Regions from separate parts of the Homo sapiens genome. Here region 2 is linked to region 1. Evidence: chromatin contacts called from ENCODE Hi-C or POLR2A ChIA-PET data. All regions are on one chromosome and are shown on one strand. Each heading gives the region's core, a stretch centred on a gene start or an enhancer-like site at or near the end of the contact. The rest is flanking DNA. Distances are from core to core; before and after follow the strand shown.

Region 1 (3,772 bases), core at 682-3,181:
GGTGGTTGGGAAATGTCTTACTCTAGATTGAAACATTTAATCATATAAAATAGATGATACTTATACAGTTACTAAACATTTTAATCTACTTTGGCATATTGAATAAAAGATGGTTGGATTAAACCAAACAAAAACTATTATTGGTACCCAAATAATTTTTTTTTAATGTTGAAGCGCACCCATCATCACCACTGAAATTTGCAAGGCTGTTTTTTTTTTTCAAAAGTGGAGACATTTTATTTGCCTTTCAGGAAAAACGAATCAAATTAATCAGCTAAAACACAGCACTGTAATTTGCAGTAAAAAATCAACACATTTTTGTAACTGGCTCGGGGAAGGAAAAACAGCCCAGTCTTTTCATGTAAACATAATAAGCCTGTAATATGCTGCAGACAAACGCACTGCATGGGGTGTGGAGGACCCGAGCTGATTAGATTACCACAACATCAGCCTGGGGCCGCCATTTTTAGAATCTGTAAAGGACAAAAGAGGGAAATTTCAGTTTTTACTCCCCATCTCAGAAATTGAAGGAAAAAAACAGACTATTTTCCAAATAGGTATTCATGTCTCCAGCCTCGAGTTGAATGCACCTCACTTAATTCTCTCCAAGGTCTCCAGAACTCCAAACACCTTACCTTATTCACATCTCTAAAAAGGGAACAAAATAGGCAAAACGAGGTTTACTCTAGAGCTAACTCTAGCGATTCCTCTTTGACTTTAAATTGTATCGTTCTTAAGACAGAGCCCAGCAAGGACGGATCTATACGGAACTAAGGCCAGTAGAAGAGAGCACTCTGGATTGTTTTTTTCTCACCCCCACCCCGTTTAGCACAGTGAACCGTTTGTTTCTCATCTGTGTCTGCTGCCATAGAATTTGTGCCAATCCCTTGGTCAAAATAAGCTTTTCTGAAATGAGCCATATTGTAGATCCTAAGGCTCCGGCACAGTAAAGGACGGCGGTAATGCAAAAGGAGTGGGGGAGGAGACTGAGAAGGCTGGGTACTGGGGTGACCACTTCAGGGGCGGGTTTACCCTCTCCAGGAGAGGATGAGGAGCTAGCTGTCTCGCTCTCCCACAAAGAGAGATGCCCAGGGCGTTCTTCTTACCCCCTTCGTATTCATGTGCACATTATACCAGAGACTGCCCGTCAAGAAATGGAAGAAGAAAATGGGGCCTATATGGCTTTTCAGCACCTGAACAAGACGCGGTTGAGAAAAGGGAGCGCTGGCAGCTCCTGGGACCACTTCGACACAAACCCTACTAACAGTCACAAGCCTCCGTCTTCACTCAAGCGGCCTTAACCCGCTGCCAATGAGGAGTGCGCCCCCTCCCTAACTCCCCCACTCTCAAGGGGGTTTAACTGCCAGTTACCCCTTTCCCAACCCTAAAACCCGCCATAATGCTCCATTTCTAGGGTCAGGGAGAAGAAAGAATAAATTCGATTTAAGCAAGCAACGTCTTGCGCCGGCAAAGACACCTGAGAGTCAACGTCGGCTCCCCCAGCTTAAGGATAAAGATGAGAGACCTCCCTCCCCCTTGAAACACAAGTACCCCAACCCCGCAAGCCCCAGGAACTCCCATGGAGACGACAGGCACTAACCTGTGATGTTCACACACGAGACACCCGAACCCCGTTATGTGCTCGACCCCCAAGGAGTCTCTCCGCACCTCCGCGAACAGGCGACCCCCCGACAGCAGCCACTGCGGACACAGGACCCGGCTCCACACACCCCCTCCCCAAACAGCAGCGCGCAGCCTCTTCACCAGGAACCGAGGAGTAGGGGAGGGGGCAGCCAGGCAGTCAACAGGAACGCAGAGACGACGGCGAGGCTGCTCGGAGTGTCTATGCCCACTCTGTTGCCGCTCCCGAACTCCGGCACGGTCTCCGACTCGGCCCCCTGCGCCCGCTCAGTGTCACTGCCTCTCGCTCTGGGAAAATGGCGGCGGCGGCGGCGGCGGCCGCGGCGGCGGCGGCGGCGGCGGCAAGTGCACGGGGTACGCCCGTCCCGCTCCGCAGGGGCAGAGGGGGAGGGGATGAAGCTGCCCGGCGCCATTTTGCTTGTGGGCTGCCGCCCGCCGTTGCCTCTCCGCGGAGGCTCGAAGATAGCAAACTGGAGGCGGTGAGGGGGACGGAATCTCTGTCTTTCTGACAACAGATGCATTCAACAATCCACCGAAGGTTTGAGGAAGTGTCGGTATTCGGTGGGACTGGTTCTTTCCCCCTTTCCCCCAGTGGCCCTCAAGTCTGGATATAGGTGAGCTTGGGCATGCCAGTATTGGGTGCACGAACAAGGACAGCAGGGCTTGGGAACGAACTCCCTCCCGTCACCCTCCGAAAGCGATACACCTTCTCCCCCTCCCAAACAACCCCAGTCCCGTCTCCCCGTTCCTCTCCCCCTCCTCCCCCAGCCCAGTCTGGCCTCCAGCGCTGGGTGAACCCGGTTGGGGTGTCACTCGACGCCCACTAGGGGCTGAGGAGGCTCCAGTGCGCAGGCTCCGGGCACCGGATAAAAGCGGAGCTGGCGAGTCTAGTGCTGTCTCGATGGAGGAGCAAGAAACGGAAGAGGTCGGGGGGAGAAGCAGCCGGAAAAATGCAGCCACCGTCAACGCCGCCTCCCTGCCACCGTGCTTCGGGGTAAAAAGCTGCCGTTGCCGTCGGTGCAGTTGCCGTCGCTGCCTCCTATACTTCTCTTGGCCTCGGGGAAGGATTTCCCCACCGGTGGGACAATGTGCGGGGAGGGGAGTGGGAATTCCTTTATATGGCGGTGATTAAACGAGGGAGGGACAGACAGTGATCTCGAAGAAAAAAGGGGGAGACCAAAGAATAAAAGAAGGGTTTCCCCACTAAAATGACACGGCGATTCCGGCTCTTGTTTTGGGGGTCTTTCCCCGAAATGGTTTCCGTCTTCCCCTTGCCCCGCAGCGACCCAGAGCGCTGGGGGAAGCGGAGTGGGGAGAGGCAGAGGCGGTCTCGGCAGCCAATCAGCGCCTGATGTGTCCTGTCGGGCGCGTCGTGGTTGGCTGGCGATGACCTCATCCTGCAGCAGCGGGTGGGGCCAAAGCCGTAGGGGGAGGCTGTTGCAAAGGTAGAGAGGGAGAAGTGACGATGGTGATCGTTGCTGCCGCGGCCGATATGGAACCCAAGCAGTGGCGAAGGGAATCGCAAGGCTCTTCCCTGACCATTTTCTACTGTCCCTGCGCGAGGTGAGGGCCCCGGCTCGGCCTCTGCAAAACTTTGGGGCGCTGGCGCGGAGGAGGAGACAGGATTTCTCCCGTGACTTTTGTAACTGCGTCAGGGCAAGATGGCGCTGGGTCTCTTTGGGGCGCGGGGGGAGAGGCACGTCCACCGCCGCAGCGCATGTGACCGGGCTGCATTCCTGTGGGGTTTGGCTCCGACCCAGGCCGGGGCGGGGGAGGGGACAGGGCTTGGGCGGAGGAGACTGTGGTGCGGTCGGCGTTGGCGGCCTGAAGAGGAAGAGATGACTGTTGGAAAGCGTTCCCCTCCCCCATACGGCAGAACAGCTGCGGCTCCCAGGGGAAAGCCCCCGCAGGACAGTCCTCGTGGGGTGTGACGGCTGTTGGTGGAGAAGGTTTGGCGCCCTATTTTCTTATCTGCCTTTCTCCCCGCAAAGTATACTTATGTAAGGTGGTAGTTCCCTGACGTGGGACTCGGAATCAACTAGGAGTCCTTGAGGGCCTCTGGGAGGCCTAGCGAGGGGTAGACCAGCTTCTGGGGGTACAACGTCAAGGAGGATCGATTACTTTCTGAGGA
Region 2 (3,772 bases), core at 331-2,830, 1.8 Mb before region 1:
CCTCGATGAAAAATTGAACTTACTCCCATTTATTGCATGCATTAAGTGATGAGGTTTGCCCAAAGCTCAGGAAAACAACAAGGAGAAGGTGAAATAATGAACAATATATAGATTGGCAGGAAAAATACAGAATGAAAAAATTGTTTAGAATAAGGTAATCCTTTTATAGCATTGGCCACTCTATAGAGATTCGATTTTTAGCATTTACATTTACACATTTTAACCAATTACTTTGCCCACTTGGAGCACGTGGATGCATTTACACTGACCACTCTGTGTCCTTCCAGGTTTTCCCTGGATGGCCTTCTTGATCTCTGGCAATTTGGAATCCCAAGCCCTTTCTGGGATTATTACCTAGCCCCCAGGTCAACCCTCTCTAGGGATCCAGGGTGGAGGAGGGAGGAAGAGGAGGGGGTGGTGGTAAAAGGGGGTAGGAGCAGGAGGATTTAGTGGAACAAAGGGATGAGAGAAAATAGGAAAGAAGAAAAAGCAGCAGACCCAGGCAACATGTGCTGTGGCCATAATAACTGTTTTCTGTACTGTCTGCTGCAACTAAATTTTAAAAACATGCTTACCCTTTTTTTTTTTTTAAATGAACAAACTCCTTCAGAGGGGGTGGATTGTATAGTTTCTGGCATGCTGCAGGGGAGAAAAAGTCCATCTCGATAACTTATAAGCACGCTTTGAATTCAGAACTTTACAATTCTTCAGAAACAACTAATGAAAAAAAGAGTGCTGTTGGGCTGACTGTGAGTCACTTCCCCACCCTATGATTCACTAAGTCACAAATGCTGGACATGCGGACAGGGGAGAAGGACTTTTGATTTTGAGGATTCATGAGCTGATTCAGTACTGTCTTTATGTTTTGATGCTATCCAAGTTCAAGCTTTGAGGTGTTTTGGCATCATAAAGCAGCATCAAGGTAAGGGATCAAAGGATGGGAAAAGCCAGCATGAGTGAAGGTTTGTTAGCTAGAAGCGTCCAATTCTTGCATAATATCAGAAGGCAAGGTTAGGCAGCTACTGATAGCATGGATGCTGAAGAAAGCTGAAGTACTTTCAAATCCAGATAGCTCCAATTGCTTGCTCTCCTATGACTACTCTTAACTGAAATATTTATAGTGACTCAAGAACGACAGCAAAATAAATATCCTTGGGCTCCCCACTGGTCTAAATCCCTTCACAAAAAACCTTGTCACTGGAAACACTGACAAATACTATATGTTTAGAAAACATCATATAAAATATCCAAATAAATAAGCTATACAGTAATTGGTCCTTTAAATTATTTTAAGGAGGTAAAATATTCTAACATCTGAATTTCTACCTGTCAGAGGCTTTTGAACCAGAGCAATTCCATCTTGAATAGGGGGTGGGTAAAATAAGGCTGAGACTTACTGAGCTGCATTCCAGGAGGTTAAGGCATTCCTAGTCACAGGATGAGATAGGAGGTCGGCACAAGATACAGGTCACAAAGACCTTGCTGATAAAACAGCATGCGTAAAGAAGCTGTCCAAAACCCACCAAAACCAAGATGGCGATGAAAGTGACCTCCAGTCGTCTCACTGCTCATTATACACTAATTATATAATGCGCTAACATGCTAAAGACACTCCCGCCAGTGCCATACAGTTTACAAATGCCATGGCAACATCAGGAAGTTACCCTATATGGTCTAAGAAGTCGGCAGGGGCAGAGGCGGGAACCCTCAGTTCCGAGAATTGCCCACCCCTTTCCTGGAGACTCATGAATCATCAACCCCTTGTTTAGCATATAATCAGGAAGTAACAAAAAGTATCATCAGTCGAGCAGCCCATGCCGCTATTCTGCCTATGGAGTAGCCATTCTTTATTCCTTTACTTTCCTGATAAACTTGCTTTCACTTTACTGTATGGACTTGCCTTGAATTCTTTCTTGCGTGAGGTCCAAGAACCCTCTCTTGGGTTCTGAACTGAGACCCCTTTCTGTAACAAAAACATTTAATTACGACGTCATGACATTCTGGAAGGTTTCTTTGGAATGATGTCCTAGTTTGAGCTCCCAGTTTGATAGTACAAGTTGAGTATCCTTAATCAAAAAATCTGAAACCTGAAATGCTCCAAAATTTGAAATTTTTGAGTGCCAACATGGTACTCAAAGGAAATGCTCATTGGAGCATTTCAGATTTTGGATTTTTGAATTAGGGATGCTCAACCAGTAAGTATAATGCAAATATTCCAAAACTGGGAAAAAATCAAAATTGGAAACACTTCTCATCCCAAGCATTTCAGATAAGGGATACTCGCCCTGTAAAACTTGAACATTCTTGTTAGTAGAAAATTAAATGTAATGAATGAGATGAATGTACCTGTATTTGGTTTTTCTGTTTTAAGAAACTAAATGTTCAAAGATTATTAGCATACACTCAATTACAGAGATATTAAATACTAATTGGATTGTGACTCTGATTTTATTTTCATCTAGATTATTTTGATTTACCTATGACATTATTTCATATCATTGCTCATAGGAAGCCTACCTTTTTGCTTGGTAGTGAGTGTGAAGCAGCTGAAAGAAATGGAGATATTTGAGAAACTACCAGCTGGTAACCAATATATACACTTGAGATACATCTATGTATTTTTCAGATTGGAACAGTGAGTGACTATAGGTTCCAAAACAAAATTTGGTGTTAAATCCCCCATGAGTATCTTGTGCGATAGCATATTTTAAGATTGCTGAATTCATGGGGGAAAAAAGCATACTGCTAAACCAAAATGCATGAGTACAGTTGAAAAGTTAAAAAGTTATATTCCTGTTTTTGAAATTTTACCCCAAATTTTGACGACAACAACAACAACAAGACTGCTTGGTTAAGTTTATTAGATTAAAAATATTGCTAAAATCAGGCTAAATATGCATGCAAAGTTCCTTCTGATATGACCTGGCTGAAAAACATTAAAAATCAATAGAATTATAAACTAAATCATGCCTTGAGCTGTGAAAGACGAAATGACCATCACAAGTAAACTGATAGGCATGAGTTCTCAATAGGCAATGACTTACTTATGTTAAAAGATGGAAGAAACATAGATCAGTGTAGTTCAAGCCCTTCACAAATGTTAGAAACCAAGAAATTGAGGTGCACAGTGGTTGCTTGACTTGCCCAAGGTCCCATGACTTGTCAGTGGCAGAGCCAGGCTGGAATTTGACCCTGCATTCCAGGAATGAGCACCTTTATTATACCATGCCAGGCCAGCACCAAAATTCCAGGACTGCTTTTACAAGTGTTACATTTAACCAGGGTTCTTAATTACTAGCTGGTAAGGAATTTGCATAGAACCATATGGATGTAGATCAAAATCATGTGATTAAGTGTTTCACAAGTGGTAAATTACATATATGTGTATATATATATGAATGAGAGAATTAAAATTACTTTAAAAATATATTTAATTTTAAAAAAAGCCTTGGGATCATCTATTGAGATGAAAACAGTAATGTCATGGAAAGATTACCAGATGTCTACAGGAACTGACCTCCCATCTTGCCCTGCCATTCATTGGCTGTGGAATTGCTTCATTTTCCAGTCAACAAAACGGGGATGTTGATGACTGCTGTACCTTCAATAAACACTCTGAGGATAAATAAAATAGAATAAGTGGAGTGTTCCGAGGGTTTCTTACCTTCCTAAAAGAATTAAAATAGGAGACTTAGGCTTTAGACCACAACTTGTTTAACTTATGTTGCTGATGACTACAAGTTTCCTTGCAGTTATGAGTCAGTGATTCTCA

Evidence for each region. A loop is a pair of places that touch in the nucleus more often than their neighbours do. ChIA-PET counts read pairs that join two places held with the same protein, here RNA polymerase II (POLR2A). Pooled maps may share reads with other maps.
Region 2: a loop to region 1 is called in a map of PC-9, with 9 times the contacts of the local background. The contact joins the promoter of LINC02577 here to the promoter of KMT2E in region 1. A Hi-C loop is called at or near these places in 1 of 168 maps with a recorded cell type or tissue (PC-9) and 1 of 50 pooled maps. POLR2A ChIA-PET finds 5 or more read pairs at or near these places in 1 of 52 experiments (PC-9).

Annotation. Positions count from the first base shown.
Region 1 is chr7:105,012,364-105,016,135 of GRCh38, reverse strand. It overlaps KMT2E (lysine methyltransferase 2E (inactive)), which reads right to left and starts at 1,931. Exons shown (of 27, transcript NM_182931.3): 1 at 1,601-1,931. It overlaps KMT2E-AS1 (KMT2E antisense RNA 1), which reads left to right and starts at 1,995. Exons shown (of 1, transcript NR_024586.1): 1 at 1,995-3,772. RefSeq lists enhancers at 1,612-1,841, 2,102-2,221, 2,542-2,591, 2,383-2,922, 3,012-3,381 and silencers at 1,902-1,991, 2,342-2,391.
Region 2 is chr7:106,772,826-106,776,597 of GRCh38, reverse strand. It overlaps LINC02577 (long intergenic non-protein coding RNA 2577), which reads right to left and starts at 1,580. Exons shown (of 5, transcript NR_170304.1): 1 at 1,398-1,580. RefSeq lists enhancers at 310-1,509, 1,621-1,915.